Regions from separate parts of the Mus musculus genome. Here region 2 is linked to region 1. Evidence: chromatin loops called from intact Hi-C (ENCODE). Cell type or tissue: heart. All regions are shown on one strand.

Region 1 (8,000 bases):
TCAGAGTGTTCTTCTGAATGGTTTGCACTGTGATCTGATGTGACAATTGAAGAGCATCAAAAATTGTTTCCAGCTTTTCATCGTGGTGAACACTCTCTTCCAGTTTATTTCTTCCGTACCGAATCCTCGAAGTACAAGGATGAGTCAAAGCATTTGCACTTTTAAAGATTTTCCAAGGCACTGCCAAACTTCCTTTCAGAAAGCTTACACAACGCCATGCCTAGAGCCCTGTGTGCTTCTGCGTCCAGGGGCCAACACTGGGTGTTACGCTTCTTCTCTACTTGTGCCAATCTGATAGGTGAGAAAATTCTATTCTGTGTTGCTTCAATTTGTATTTCTTCCAAGTTGACAGGTGTGGTAGGCTGACAACAGCTCACTCCCAAAGATGACAGACAGGCCCATGGCCTAATCCCCAGAGCCTAGGAATGAGGTCAAGCGGTCTTTCAAGATTTGATTCAGCTATGGATTGGAGCCTGGCAGAAAGACGATGCTGAGTTACTGGAATGGTCTCCAAATGCCATTTCAGGGCTCCAGTGTGACCACAGATAACAGAAATTAGCAAGGTATAGTTCAAAATAGAGTATCAACAGCCCTAGAAGCTAGCAGGAGGCTCATTGGAGCCCTCAGAGGCCATATGGTCCCATCAGCTCATTCTTTCTCTTCCTTATTCCCTTTCCTTCCCTACCCTTCTCTTCCATTCCTACCCCTCCCTGCCTCTCTTCAGCAGTCCTGGGGATTCAAATCAGGATATCAGATTCTAACCAAGCTCTCTACCATCAAGGTAACATTGAACTTCCCAGCTGCCAACATCTTAAATTCTTTCTTTCTTTCTTTCTTTCTTTCTTTCTTTCTTTCTTTCTTTCTTTTGCTCTCTCCCTCCCTCCCTCCCTCCCTTCCTTCCTTCCTTTTTTTTATTTATTTATTTATTTATTTATTTATTTATTATATGTAAGTACACTGTAGCTGTCTTCAGACACACCAGAAGAGGGCGTCAGATCTTATTACAGATGGTTGTGAGCCACCATGTGGTTGCTGGGAATTGAACTCGGGACCTTTGGAAGAGCAGTCAGTGCTCTTAACCTCTGAGCCATCTCTCCAGCCCCTTTTTTTTTTTTTTTTTTTTTTTTAAAGATTTATTTATTTATTATATTATATGTAAGTACACTGTAGCTGTCTTCAGACACTCCAGAAGAGGGCATCAAATCTTGTTACAGATGGCTGTGAGCCACCATGTGGTTGCTGGGATTTGAACTCTGGACCTTCGGAAGAACAGTCGGGTGCTCTTACCCACTGAGCCATCTCACCAGCCCTTTTTTTTTTTTTTTTTTAAGATTTTATTTACTTTATGTATGTGAGTACACTGTAGCTGTCTCCAGACACACCAGAAGAGGGCATCGGATCCCATTATTGATGGTTGTGAGCCACCATGTGGTTGCTGGAAATTGAACTCAGGACCTCAGGAAGAAGAGTCCGGCCGGGCGTGGTGGCGCAGGCCTTTAATCCCAGCACTCGGGAAGCAGAGGCAGGCAGATTAATGAGTTAGAGGCCAGCCTGGTCTACAAAGTGAGTTCCAGGACAGCCAGGGCTATACAGAGAAACCCTGTCTCGAAAAACAAAAACAAAAACAAAAAAGAAGAAGAGTCGGTGCTCTTAACCACTGAGCCATCTCTCCAGCCCCCAACAGCTTAATTTCTATCTAGTAAAACTAATTTGTATTTCAACAACAATAGAAAGATTACTGTCCTTTAAGAACATCTTTCTCTTTTTAGGCAACCAAGTTTGTAGTGATTTATCACAGTGGCCATAGAGAACTAATACAATGAGCTCTTCATATGTTTATACACCACAGGAAAAGGGTTTTAAATAAGAGTTCCATAGATTCCTCCTATACAATTATTTTAACAACAACAACAAAAAAAAACCTTCTGCAAAATACCATATAATAACACGAGGGAGGGTGTGTGCTGAGGTACTCTGACCAAAGGGTGGAGGAGGTCTGGGATAAGCTACAGGAGAGCAGCAACTACCAAACTCAGGCTCTAGACTCACTCTTAGCTCTGAGCTCAGTGGACTAGCCCTAAGCTATCACTGTCACTGCCATGCCTCTGTCACCTAGTTTTTGTTTTGTTTTCTGAGACAGGTTTCTCTGTGTAGCCCTGACTGTCCTGGATCTCACTCTGTAGACCAGGCTGGCCTTGAACTCAGGGATCCACTTGCCTCTGCCTCCTGAGTGCTGGGATGAAAGTCATGTGACACCACTGCCCAACCCCTAAAATGTTTTTAAATGAGACACCGAAAGCTATATGTACTAATCTTTGTCTTAATGGTGTTTCTTTAAACCCATTATTGGTCCACCTAAGTCGGGGCTCAACCTGCCCAGTTCCCTGCTGTGGGTTCTGTGGGAAGAAAGATGCAGATGGACTGTAGCTCTCTCCATCACCCCCTTCTTAAAGCTGTAACTTTGTCCAGCCTCATGTGTAAGTTGTGCTTGCTTGCTTGTTTGCTGGCTTGCTTGCTTTTAAAGACAGGGGCCTCTCTAAGCAGTTGTCTTGTACCTCATTGTGTAGACCAGGCTGGCCTCAGCCTCACAGAGATCCACCGGCCTCTGCTTCCTCTCTCAGGTTTTGGGATTAAAAGCACAGGTCACCATACCTGGCTTTCAGTTGTGTTTAAAACATTTAAAAAATATGCTCATACTGACGTTCTAGACTGATTTTAAAATTTATGTTGTCACCAATGTCCCCATGGAGGATGGCTCCAAGTGGCGTTACTTCCCCCATCCCCAGCTGACTGAGGATATATGAGTCTATCTAGTCCCGAGGATTGAACACAGGACCTCATGAATGCTAAATACACGCTCTACCATCTCCATCTTTTAAATGATACCTAACTTGTGAGGGAATGAGTGCACATGGCATGGTCCACACGTAGAAGCTAGAGGACGAGTGTCTGTTCTCTACTTCCACCATGTGGGTACCGGACAGGGAACTGAAGACATGGGGCTTGACGGTAAGTACCTGCTGAGCCATCTTGTTAGCGCCCAGATACTCTCTCAAGTCTGTTTTTTACCTATGAAGCTAGTTAGGTAATTTGCTTATGGTGCTTGTGGGCTATCACGGCAGCTTCCTAATCAGCTTTGGGAGTTCTGGGTGATAATTTCTTCTTAAAATCAATACAGTTAAAATCCCGTCTGAATCCAAGACAGTGAGTATTGAATTTCACACCTCTTCTCCAGCTTTAGAGAGAAAGCGTGATCTTCAAGGTTGCAGTAGTTCCTTACTAAGAGGAAGTGATCAAAAACACAGTTTGGGGACAGGAATGCGTTGGAATACCATAGGAAAGGGAATGTAAGACCGCTCAACTTGTTTCAAAGTGTCACAAAATCTGGCTGAGTAGAAGGGCTGATGGGATCCTGTACTCGGCAGGCTGAGTGGTTGTGCTCGGCGGATCTGCGAGTCCTCGGCTGTCCCGCAGGGGGCAGTGCTGCCTGCCAGTGCGGTGGGAGCGGAGTGGGAACCCGCGCGGAGTTCTGGGGCTTGTTTGCAAAGAAAGTTAGGGGATGTGAAGGAGTGCGGGCCAGACTCTTAGAGGGAGGGTGCGAGAAAGGACTTCCCAGGGTAGCCATGGAGTTCACTGGAGGGGATCTGGATAAGTTCGAGGGGTAGGGTGGTCGCACGAGGAGGGTAGTTGTAGGCCCCGGAAGGTGCAAGCGAGCAGGACGCGAGTGTGAATACGAGTGTGCGTGCGCGCGCTGCAGTTCGCCTGGTTCCGAGAGGCGCGGGTGTCAGCTTGCAGCCGGGGCTCCTCCCTCCGGCCCCCCTGCCCCGCCGGGCGGTCCCTCCCTCCTTCCCCATCGCCCCTCCCCGGCGGGCCAGGCGCTGGGACGCCCGGGCCGAGAAGGCAGCGGCGGTGGCGGCGGCTAGTTGGGAGTCCTAGGTTCCGTGCTGCGGGACGATTCGGAGCCGAGTGTCTCTTGCCCCGGCTGGGCGGTGCTGGGCCCGCTTCCCACAGAGCCACGCCCTGTCAAAACTTTGTCGCCGCAGCGGCCAAACGATCGGAGCCGGGCCAGCGAGAGGGAGGGAGGGGCGCCGGGCCGGGCCAGGCAGGGCGCGGGGCTCCGAGCGCAGCGGCCCCGGCCCGTGGCCCCACCATGCCCCAGCTCGGTGGTGGCCGCGGTGGCGGCGCCGGCGGGGGAGGCGGTGGCTCCGGAGCCGGGGCAACCAGTGGAGGGGACGACCTCGGAGCGAACGACGAGCTGATCCCCTTCCAGGACGAGGGGGGCGAAGAGCAAGAGCCGAGCAGCGACAGCGCTTCGGCGCAGAGGGATCTGGATGAGGTCAAGTCGTCCCTGGTCAACGAATCGGAGAATCAGAGCAGTAGCTCGGACTCCGAGGTAAAGGGATTCCTAGGGTCAGCCTCTGGGGGACCCGGGTCCCGCTCCCGCTCACCCGCCCTCGCCTTTGTGTCTCCTCCACAGGCGGAGAGGCGCCCGCAGCCCGCCCGGGACGCTTTCCAGAAGCCGCGCGACTATTTCGCCGAAGGTAAGTGCCTTCTCCGTCAGTCTCCACTCTCCAGCCATCAGCGATTGGCCGTACGGGTCTCCACGGTCCGGGTGGCGGAACCCCTGCTCTCCTCCCATCGCTGCAGCAGCCACTCTGGGGCTCACTCGAGGGGTGCTCGGGTTCCAGATTCCCGCCCCGAGCTCCAGATAGCTACTCTGTCTGGGGGACCCCTGACCTCACTCCACTTTGGTTTTGTCCGCAGTGAGAAGGCCCCAGGATGGCGCTTTTTTTAAGGGACCTGCGTATCCTGGGTACCCCTTCCTGATGATTCCAGACCTGAGCAGCCCGTACCTCTCCAACGGACCCCTGTCTCCTGGTGGAGCGCGCACCGTAAGTGTCAGTCCGGCCGTGCCGGGACCGGTGGGCGTCGGGCCCGGCGGGATGCGCCCCTGGGCTTTCCGTGGTGTGGGGGATGGGGCCTCCTGCCTGAGCTGATCCTGGGCCGAACTTGTTTGCAGAGTCAAACTCCCCTGTGGCGGCCTAGTATGAGACTGCTTTTGGCCAGTAACGGGATGAAAGTAAAGTTCTTTTAACTTCTCGCCTTTGGGAGATTGCGGCCTGGTGGGACCTCCCAGCCTCCCAAATTCCTTGCTCCTACCAAAGGAAAACTTGGATTTGTGCCTGCCTTTGGAGGTGGGGGGTGTGTGTTTGGGGGGGGGGTGTCTCGCTTTCCTTCCCGGAGATTGGTCAGCTTTCCCCTTGGCAAGGGAGAAAGTTGGGCAAGGGCCTGGAGGATCCTGACTTGAGATGTCCTCTGACCTGCGGGTTCCCTGGGCTGCTGTGAGCTGTACAAACTCCTTATTTTGTGTGAACTATTCACGACCCACCCCCAATCCTCACCCCCAGGGCCTCAATTTTTCTGCAGAACTCTGGGTTTTAAACTCCTCTGAGATGGTTTGGAGGGCGACCCAAGGCATTCTTACTTGGCTTTTTCCCCCTTTTGTTGCGGGCTTTTCTCATTTAAAGCGAGCGCTGCGACACTTTAAACCTGTTAATGGGAGCGCATTGTGTGCTGTGTGCCTGGCATTTAGAGCGGTGATTAAGCAAATTGACCCGGCCCCAGACAATGTGCAAATGAGGGCGGATTCCTTCACCCCTCTCCAGCTCGGAGCTCCCGCCTCTCTCCCCTGCGAAATGAGGGGTGCAGTTCGGGGTTGGCCTGGTCTTCGAGCCGCTACTCCACATCCAAGTTTCCTATGCTGATGCTGGGTTGGATGGTAAATCCTGGGTGCACACCCTCCTGCTGTGCGGCGCCTTGCTCGTTGTCTCTGCCTCGCACAGAGCTTTCCAGAGTTGGTTGGTTCATTCTCCCTGCTGGCGTGTCTACTCCTCAGGAGTGCATCCCTGAGGGAACTGAGCTCGAATAAAAGTTCATCTTAAATATGATTATACTCAAGGGTGGCCATGGAAGATCTGGGCGCTGAATGGGTCGTTCCTGCTGTCATTTCGGGCCCTTGCTGGGTGGAGCAGGATGGCCTCCACAGTTCGTGTAGTGTGTGTGTGTGTGTGTGTGTGTGTGTGTGTGTGTGTGTGGGTGTTGTTCACTGGTTAGGGGTTGGGGGTTAGGGGTTGCGTTCTGATGGATGGAAGAAGGGCGTAGAACCACACTCACACCGCTTGCCTTTGCTCTGGGGTGGAGAAAGACCCTCACAGTTTTGGGCCTGCTCCACTTCAGGGTACCCCAAGAAGTCCTTTTGAAAGTGGATATAGGCCTAGGGCTTTGCTTTTGCACTTTCAAGGTGAAGGTGTGTGCCAATGTTGGGGACCACCCCCAGCTTTCCTGCCCATGCAGGTACAGGGAGTTCCCATATCTTTGTACGTGTGTCTGTTAAGCCACTTTAGTGCCTGCCATCTTCTCTGTTTTTATCATATATGTCAGCTCTGAGCCAGGTCTTAGGAAGTTAAAAGTCATCAGAAACATCCCAAATACGACTTAGCCCTTTAACTGGAGATTTCCTCCACACACTCATTTCTTTTAAGTTTTTACATTTTCTTTCCTCTCTGTGTGTGTGTGTGTGTGTGTGTGTGTGTGTGTGCACTTGGGTGTATCTGAGGCTTACGCCAGGGTTAGTACCTCCGTGGGGGACAGAAGACAATCTTTGGTAGTCAGTTGGATTCTCTTCTACCGTGTGAGTCCCCCGCAATCCAACTCAGATCATCAGATTTGCCTGGCCAGGGCCTTTACCCACAGAGCCATCTCGATGGCTCTCCACACTCACCTCTTAGCCCACTGGCTTGGGGACTTTGACTCCCATCTCATCCCCATGCCTGTATCTTTTTTTTTTTTTTTAAAGATTTATTTATTATTTTATGTAAGTACACTGTAGCTGTCTTCAGACACACCAGAAGAGGGAGTCAGATCTTGTTATGGATGGTTGTGAGCCACCATGTGGTTGCTGGGATTTGAACTCTGGACCTTCGGAAGAACAGTCGGGTGCTCTTACCCACTGAGCCATCTCACCAGCCCCCCATGCCTGTATCTTATCTCACCGATGAATGGCTTAAAATCTTAAAATCGTAAGTTCTCAGTGTTTGGTGTTTCTCACATGCTGCCTTGCTCGGTTACAAAGTTCACTGTTGTAGCAGGAAAGTCTCTTTCTAGTTTGACTATGCATGGCCAGTAAGCAGAGCAGCTTAGGACCCATTTAAGCACTTGTTTGGACTATATGGTTGAAATGATAATTTTCCTCTCCATGATCATATCAATATACTTAATATGATTTTCATGGGACACAAGTGGTCATCCGGGCAAGATCGGACCTCCGCTGTTTCCCAGTGAAGTAGAGAGTTGAGGGGTAAGACAGGAGCTGATAGGTTGGGAGAAGATTCTTGGACTAGATGATTCCACCTGTCTTTTGCTTTCTAGGTCCTGTTGTTTCTCTTTTAAATTATCCACCTGTAAGCTTTATTGTTTTAGGCCTATACGTATAAAAGTGGGGGTACCATTTCTTTGCGGTCCTAGATTTCTGGACATAACAAAAACAGAAGTCGAAGTGGATGCTGGCTGCAGTGTTTTTGAGTTACGTATGGACATTTGGCTTTTCAGACAGGAGGCCCAAAGCCCTCATCACTGGCATCTCTGCTGCTGGACAGTTGTGCAGTCAGGCTGCCCTTCTCCATGGGTCACCTCTTCTCCTTTCTCCTCTGGCTCCATTGGGATGCTGGGAAATGGTTCCTGTCTGAGACCCTTGAGGGGGAGAGGTCACCTTTCCCTGGGCTAAGGGGACAAGTCTTAAGACAGGGTCTCATTCTAGTCCAGGCTGGCCTCGAACTTGGATCCTCCTATCTAAGGAGGACTAGCCTCTTGAGTGCTAGGTTTACAGATGTGTCACTATGAGTGTGCTTCTCTTTCGAGCCCCCGGGGACCCCGAGGTGTGTGGAGAAGGGAATAAATAGCTGCCGCACTTTGTACTATTCCTAGTACATGGAAACATGAGC
Region 2 (8,000 bases), 110 kb before region 1:
CCCAGCGAAGCCATCCACTGTCCTTAGTTCCACTGTGGGGGATGGAGCTTATGCTGGCCTAATGCCTGACTTGATCTTTGCAGGCATCTACCTCTGCCTGCTTGGAGGCCACACGTGCATTGCAACTTTCACACTGACACTACACTCCTGTCTACCCTGACCTCTGGCTCTTACCATCTCTTCTCTCTCCCACAACGGTCCCCTAGCCTTGGCGAGGGTGTGCTATGATGTCCTTCTTCACTGACACTTATTTTCTTCACTTCCTTGGTTTTTTATTTTGTGTCTCTGTAACTCAGCTGTCCTTGAATTACAAAGCTAAAGATGCCCTTGAAATCAACACTCCTGCCTCCACCTACGGTGTGTTGTTCACACTACACCAGTATATACCGCAAATACTACAGAAGAGCAAACCCAGGAAGTCCTGCGTGTTAGGCAAGCATTTTATTAACTGGGCTACAATCTCAGCTCTGTTCTCAGATTAAGATTTTTTTGTTAGCCGTGCGTAGTGGTGCACACCTTTAATCCCAGCACTCCTCGGGAGGCAGAGGCAGGCGGATTTCTGAGTTCGAGGCCAGCCTGGTCTACAAAGTAAGTTCCAGGACAGCCAGGGCTACACAGAGAAACCCTGTCTTGAAAAACCAAAAAAAAAAAAAAAAAAAAAAAAAGATTTGTTTTGGTGGTGGTGGTGGTTTTTTGATAGAGGGATTCTCTGTATAGCCCTGGCTATCCTGGAAATCACTTTGTAGACCAGGCTGACCTTGAACTCAGAGATCTGCCTGGTTCTGCTTTCTGAGTCCTAGGATTAAAGGCATGCATCACTACCACCCAGCTATACTTTTTTTTTTAATATTTAACTCTGTGTCTGTACGTGTGTGTTCTTGAGTTTTGGGGTACCCACAGAGGCCCTAGAATTGGACTTAACACTGGTTGGGAGCCACCAGACTTGGGTACTAGAAACCAAGTTCAGGTCCTCTGAAAGCACAGTACTAACCAGTAGCCACTGTGTCATTTCTTTAGTCCCTTATATTTCTATATTCAAGAACCCCCCTGAAACCGGAGTAATGAGTGGTTATAAGCCACACAGGAAGGTGAACTAAGACTGGTTCCTCGGCAAGAGCAGTATGCACTTTTAGTCTCTGAGCCATCTCTTTAGGCCCTCTTAGATTATTTTATAAGGGGGATGGGAACACATTTCTAACCCTCAGTGGGTTGTAACTAAAGCCATCTGCAAATGATGTTTTTCCACCCATCCACTTTGTTCCAAGAAATAACGAAGCTGAGACTTAATATTTCATGAATAAAGATTCTAGGCCATGAATAAAGCTTTGCTTGTTTCCCCGACTAGCTCATAATTTAATTACCCATTTATTTTACTCTAAGTCATGCCACATGGCTAGCTACCTGGTCCTCAGCTTCATGTGTCTACCTCCTCCGATGTTGTGGGAGAATCTCCTGTGCCTGACTCAAACCTCTCTGCCAGATGTCCCACCTTCTAATGTTTTCTCTGCTCAATTGGTCAATCAGCATTTTACTGACAGATGAATGTTTCTATACAATGCACAAGAGATTATCTCTACGGTGGATAAACCACTTTTCATGAAAATGTGAGGGGTTGGGATTCAGAGTTCCAAACTCCAGAAATCCAAAAACTAGCTGTATCAGTGAGCTCTGGGTTTGATTGAGAGACCTTGTCTCAATGAATAAGGTGGAAGAGCCAAGTAAAGATCTCTGACATTAACTCTTGGCCTCCATACACAGGTATGTGCATCCAAATCATAAAGCATACATGTGTACCAGATACATACATGAAAAACAGAAAAATTATTATAAACCTTTACCAATTATCGCCAGCTGTTTTCTCACTGACATCCATGGCACCCTTTTCTGTGTTAAGAAAACACAACAAAGCTGGGTGTGGTGGGGCACACCTTTAATCCCAGCACTTGGGAGGCAGAGGCAGGTGGATTTCTGAGTTCGAGGCCAGCCTGGTCTACAAAGTGAGTTCCAGGACAGCCAGGGCTACACAGAGAAACCCTGTCTCGAAAAACCAACCAACCAACCAAACAAACAAAAAAACCCAAACACACAACAAACAAGAAGCTCCTGAATGGAGCTGTCCTGCCCTCTCAGCCTCACTACCTCCCACAATGTCTTGCCTTTGATTATGATCCCACTTCATCTTGGCTCCAAATGACTAATCCATTCGCTTATCACTAGTACATCCTGGTGAAGGAAGGAGGGCCTGTGGTTCCTGCCCCCCTCAATCTACCAAAAAAGATGAAAAACATCACACACCTAGCTTTAACAAGCACAAACTGAGCAGACAGGAAAAGCTTACTAAGTAAGGTACAAGGAATATGGACTTAAACTGGGGCTTGAATTATCTCAACTCCCAATAAACAGAATGGAGAGCAGGTGCAGGGCCCAGAGGCAGGAATCAACATGGGACACGGAGACAAAGGGCCACAGCAGAAAGTCGGGATGGCGGAAAGCACGTCAGGCTGTTAACAGCAGCCCTACCTACAGCTCGCAGGAACTCACCTGGTTTTTTAACTTTCAATTTATGTGCGTATGCCACAGGTGTTTTGGTGCTTCTGGAGCCAGAAGAGGGTGGGTGACAGGTGCCCGGAACGGGAGTTGGAGGCATTTGTGAAGAGCCAGACCTGGGTGCTGTGAGTTGCTCTTGGGTGCTCTTAGCCATGGAGCCATCTCCCCAGACCTTTTGTGAAGAACCAGACCTGGGTGCTGTGAGTTGCTCTTGGGTGCTCTTAGCCATGGAGCCATCTCCCCAGACCTTTTGTGAAGAGCCAGACCTGGGTGCTGTGAGTTGCTCTTGGGTGCTCTTAGCCATGGAGCCATCTCCCCAGACCTTTTGGTGCTTCTTTGTTTGTACCAGTGCAGCTTAGCTGGCTTTGTCCTGACTCCTAAATGCCAGAACAGGCATGTATCACTATGCCTGGCTCTTGCTTGTCTTTTGTTTTTGGAGACAGGGTTTCTCTGTGTAGACCTGGCTGTCCTGGAACACCAGGGCCTTGAACTCTGAGTGAGATGGCCCTGCTGGGATTAAAGGTGTGTGCCACCACCTTGCTTTTTTTTTTTTCAAAGTACTTTTTCCTTATGAGATGGCTGGCTTGGAACTTGTTTTTCTTTAACAAACCAAACCCAGACACCTGAGTTTTATTTACGTGTGTGTGCCTCACATACAAGGGTGCCTGCAGAGGTCAGAAGAGAGCATTGGAACCCATGGAACTGAAGTTATAGGTGTTTGTAGGCCATCTGACTTCTGTGCGCTCAACTGCTGAGTTACCTCTAGTCATACTTTTGTTTGAGGTAAAAATCTCTTATGTAAATCAGGTTGACTCTGTCTTTTGAGTGTTGGGATTACAGCTTGAGCCACTGAGCCCAGACACTATTGATTTTCTTGCTTAAGGACAGGTTCATAGTTCAGAACTCTGACAAGCATACCCAGCAATGTCAAGATTACAAGTACAGTAGAGAATATGATCTCAAAAGTCCTCAGTAGACTATCTAGCTCCCCAAGCCTCACTCTGCTGCATAGGATTGCTCACGTCATTTGTGTCCAGGTGACTTATTTCATGCTTTAACAGGACTGACAGGACTCTTTTTTTTTTTTAAGATTTATTTATTATTATATGTAAGTACACTGTAGCTGTCTTCAGACACTCCAGAAGAGGGCGCCAGATCTTGTTACGGGTGGTTGTGAGCCACCATGTGGTTGCTGGGAATTGAACTCAGGGTTCGGAAGAGCAGTCAGTGCTCTTAACCGCTGAGCCATCTCTCTGGCCCTTCTCTTGGACACTTGCCCTAATCTTTTTTTTTTTTTTTTTTTTTTTTTGTCTTTTTGAGGCAGGGTCTCCCAGTGTAGCTCTGCTGACTGTCCTGGAACACTCCATGGAGACCAGGCTGGGAGCTATGCCTGCCTCTGCATCCCATGTGCTGGAACTAAAGGATGTGTGCCACTACGCCTGGCTCATTTCCCCCTAATCTTAAAACCTTAAAGAAGTACAGAAAAACACAAAAAGGTGCAGCTATTGTCTGCTGATCTACTGATGGTATTTAAATCTCATTAGGATTTATCTGACTGTTGTTTTAAGGACTAGAACTGGGCCATCTATGGAACACAGTAAGTTTGGTAAAGATACCTGTGACTTTCAACTGGACATGGGGGAAACCAAGGAGGCATGGGAAGGAGATCTAGGGCAGGAAGAGCTGGAGATTCACGGCTAAGCTGGGATACTAACAATGAAATCACTGTCAAAAAAACATGGTAGTCCCTTGGAGGTCAGACCAAGCTATGTTTCCTCCCATGAACAAGACTAGCTAACCCTACCGGGCAGTGGTAACACAGGCCTTTAAACCCAGCACTTGGGAGGCAGAGGCAGGTGAAAAAAAAAAAAAAACTAGCTAACCCTTCAATACAGTAAGACTTGTTTTTAATGTTTCTTCCCCTAGCATCATGCCTGTACACAACCCTGAGTGACTTTTCCGTAGACTTGGGACTTGGGGCACACTTCACCTCACAGCTCCAGCCCCTTCTTCCTCCTCAATAGTCTCCTTTCTATTTTCACCCAGTTTTTTCCATACTTACTGGTATTCCTTTCTGGAAGTGTTGCTTTTGTTGGCTACTCTAAATGCTCCAGCATTTTTACAGAACTGCTTACAAACTTTGATACAAATTTATAAAAAACCATTATTCACCACCTGTGTATGCGTTAAGAGCTGCTAGCCTGACTTTCACAGCTCAAGTTCAGGGAACTGGCTTACACCCAGGATCACTTGCCAATAATAAAATGTGTAGGGTTGTCAGAAAGGACCCACTAACCAGGATGTCGATCAGGCTAACTACAAACCCTGCTCTCCCTTTGTAAGCCCTACTAGGCATAGTCTTCCTCAGGCCGGTCTGTAGTGTGCGGAATTCCACACCCGAAACAGAAATATTTGTTATCTAGTCCTCATTTAAACCCAAATTAGGTGGGGGTGTGGTGGAAGATGCCTTTCGTTCCAGCCCCTGGGAGATGGGAAGGTCAGAATCAGCTACTTGAGCAATTCAAGGACTGCCTCGGGCTATCTGAGGTCATGCCTCAAAACCACCCCCAATTTAATTACAGCTAGTTTCTTGGGTAGACAGGGATGACCTACTATGTAGTCTCTCGGATTAAGCCTTTTAGTATTTTCAAAACCAGACATATCTTAAATCATATTCAATAAAATATTGTAACAAATAGGGTCCTTCCTTTGCTACTCTACACGTCGAATCTTGGTACTGTATCTCTCCTGCATCTATTGATATGCTTGCCCTTTTTGAAAGTCACAGAAGCTAAGGCAACCAACGCTTTGTCCAGGTCCCACAGTCGGTGGAGGGTGGGCAAATTAGGAAAATCGCCAAAGCAAGCAGTACCTTGGACCCTAGTTTCAGTAAACTTAGCTGGGAACTTTGTCCAATCTCGAGACTACCAAGGCAAAATTAACCACCCAAAGCGAACCAATTTAGAGCGAAGGCTCAGCAAGGTTAAGTCACTTGTTCAAGGTTACACCGAGCATATCAGAACCAGAATCCCAGGGCTGAACACGTCTTAACTCCAGGGCGCGATCTGTTCTACCTGCGCCACGCCACCACTGACACGTGGTCAGGGGTAGTCTCAAGTGTTTGTCGAGTTAGCAATGCCTGAAGAGAAAGTAGCCTGTAAGGAGCCTGGGTGGAGGGAAAGACCTGCACACACAGCCGGAAGCAAAGTACCCCCGAAGCCCACCAAGTTTTTCCCGCAGCGCATTCGAGCGGGCGGCCGAGCCGGCTCGCTAGGCCTCGGCCTCCCCCTGGGTCTGGGGACCCGCGAGCCCCGGAGGCCCGACTGCCATTCCCTTCTGGGTCCCCGGCTTTCAAAGCAGCACACAAACACACACACGTCCCCGGGACGTCTGCGATGGCCCGGCCGCCGCGCGCCCAGGCGCTGGGGAGCCACGTCGGGGGCGTTTCGCGTCCTCGTCCTCCCCACGCGCAGCGTGGCGGGCCGCGGCTGGGCTCGGGTGCCTGCGGGACCGCGGCAGGACCGCCGCCAAGCACGGTCGCCCGCCGGCCGCGGGGCCTCAGGGCGGCGAGAGGCGGGGCGGGCGTGCGGGCGGAAGGAGGCGGAAGAGGAGGAAGAGGAGGAGGAGGAGGCGGCGGCCGGAGCCGGGAGACGGACGGGCGGGGGGCGGGCCGGGGGAGGGGACGAGCGGGATTTGCGGACGCCGCGCCGCTGCCGGGAGCCGGCGGGGGCCCGAGAGTGACCGAGTCACGGCGGGCGCCGGCGGAGCCGCGGCCGCGTCGGACCCGCCTCCTGGAGGAGCTCAGCCCCGGCCAGGCCCGGCCCCATTCCCGCCCCGCGCCGCCTCCCCGCCGCCGCCGCCGCCGCCGCCGCGGGAGCGCTCCCCTGCCCACCCCGCCCCCGCGGCCGAGCCCGGGAGTCGAGTGGGAGTCGGCCGGCCGGGCGCGGGCAGCGCCGGGAGCCCGCGGTGGGGGCACACTGCAGCCGGGAGCCCGGGAGGGGCCGCGCCGCCAGCGTCTGAACTAGGATGTCCCGACATGAAGGTGAGAGCCGAGCCCCCGCCCCCACCGCTTGGGCCTCGGCCTACCCCGCCCGAAGTCCGGGCGCCGCCGAGGGCAGCGGGGCACCGGCGGGGACGCGGGCCGGGCCCGAGTCGCGGGGCTGGGGAACCCGAGGCCACCGCGGCCCGAAGAGCGAGCGGGAGCGGCGGCCGCAACCGTGGCTTGCGGCCGCGGCCCTGAGCTGGGCCTGGAGCCGGAGGCGGGGCGGCCGGGCGGCCGGAGGCTTTGCACTGTCATGGGGCGGGAGAGGGGGAGGGGAAGCGGCGGGGCCCGTTACCGGCGGGAGCCTGGCCCTCGGGACACATACCGGACGCCGAGGCCCGGCCGGCCCGCCCGGGGGAACCGCGGGGCCCCGGCGCGGCCTAGCTGCGGCGGCTCCCGGAAGAGCCGGGCGCCGTGGCCGAGCCGGGTCTCGGGCGTGCGGCCGCGACAAGGGGGAGCGGGGTCCGGGCCCCGCGGGCGCGTCCGGTCTCTGGGAGACCGCGGGCGAGCGACGGCCCCGCCTGAGGGCCGCGGCCGTGCGGGCGGGAAGACGCCGCGGCTCGGGCTCGGGCAGCCCTCTGTGACTGGAGCTCGCCCGGCCTCGCGGTAGGCCTCTGCGCGTCCCTGGGCTCGGGTAAGCCAAGTTCCCGGGGCGGATCCAGCCCGGCCGCGGTGAGCAAACTCCCTGCTCCGTCACCTCGCCGGAGCGGAACTTGCTCCCGGCCGGTCCCGGGCCCTCACCCGCGTGCGCTGCCCACCGAAGCAGGCTTCCAGTCGGGGGGCGTTTGGACTTCCGCGGTGCCCTGTGGAAACACGCTGGGGTTCTGTGGTTAAGAATCAGACCACTCGCGTCCCAGCCCCACGGCACAAAGGCACAAGTGTTTTCAGGCCGATGGATGGGCGATGAACTGGCGAAAAAATAAGTTAACTTGAATTTACTACCATATGGTTTAGGAAGGGGGGAGGGGGCTATGTTCTCTTTGTTTCACTACAGCAGGTTTTACCTTTAAAAGTAGTCACCGACTTAGTGAAAAGTTTATTTCGGTACGGTTAATGGAAGATTGTATAAGTGACCTGAAAATAATTGAGTCCCTAAGATTTTCCAAATCCTGTATAGGTGTTTTGGAAGTGAAGAAAGTTTGAGGAGGCAGTTTATCGCCGAGGGAAGGGCATTCTTAGGGAAGTACAGACCTTGGCTTTTCTAAGGTGACAAACTCAGATCAATTAACATACATTTAGTGAAAGTTTCGGAATTTGCATTTCTAAAGGCAAGATTGTGATTGACTCTGATCATTTTATGTTTGGAGAGTTTTTATTTAAAAAAAAAAACCTAATGATAGGGAAGAGCATGGGGCATTTTTGATTACTAACTGTTAATGTGTTGGTCACTTTGAAATAAATAGCAGGGTAC

The links. A loop is a pair of places that touch in the nucleus more often than their neighbours do. Peaks named below come from ENCODE experiments on the same cell type or tissue, not always from the same donor. Only the 100,000 strongest peaks of a DNase experiment are listed, where the experiment ranks them.
Region 2: a loop joins it to region 1, with 4 times the contacts of the local background. A loop is called at or near these places in 2 of 42 quality-filtered maps.

Annotation. Positions count from the first base shown.
Region 1 is chr6:72,785,103-72,793,102 of GRCm38, reverse strand. Tcf7l1 (transcription factor 7 like 1 (T cell specific, HMG box)) reads left to right here and starts at 4,058. Exons shown (of 12, transcript NM_009332.3): 1 at 4,058-4,393; 2 at 4,478-4,541; 3 at 4,765-4,892. The coding sequence starts at 4,151. In heart, no CTCF peak of the experiment used is centred here; DNase peaks (open chromatin) are centred at 3,542, 3,852, 4,682, 4,972 and 1 weaker place; H3K4me3 peaks cover 3,398 bases; H3K27ac peaks cover 2,423 bases; H3K27me3 peaks cover 790 bases.
Region 2 is chr6:72,898,203-72,906,202 of GRCm38, reverse strand. It overlaps Kcmf1 (potassium channel modulatory factor 1), which reads left to right and starts at 6,224. Exons shown (of 7, transcript NM_019715.2): 1 at 6,224-6,589. The coding sequence starts at 6,574. In heart, a CTCF peak has its summit at 3,695 (motif pointing right); DNase peaks (open chromatin) are centred at 6,162, 6,562 and 7,202; H3K4me3 peaks cover 3,247 bases; H3K27ac peaks cover 3,172 bases.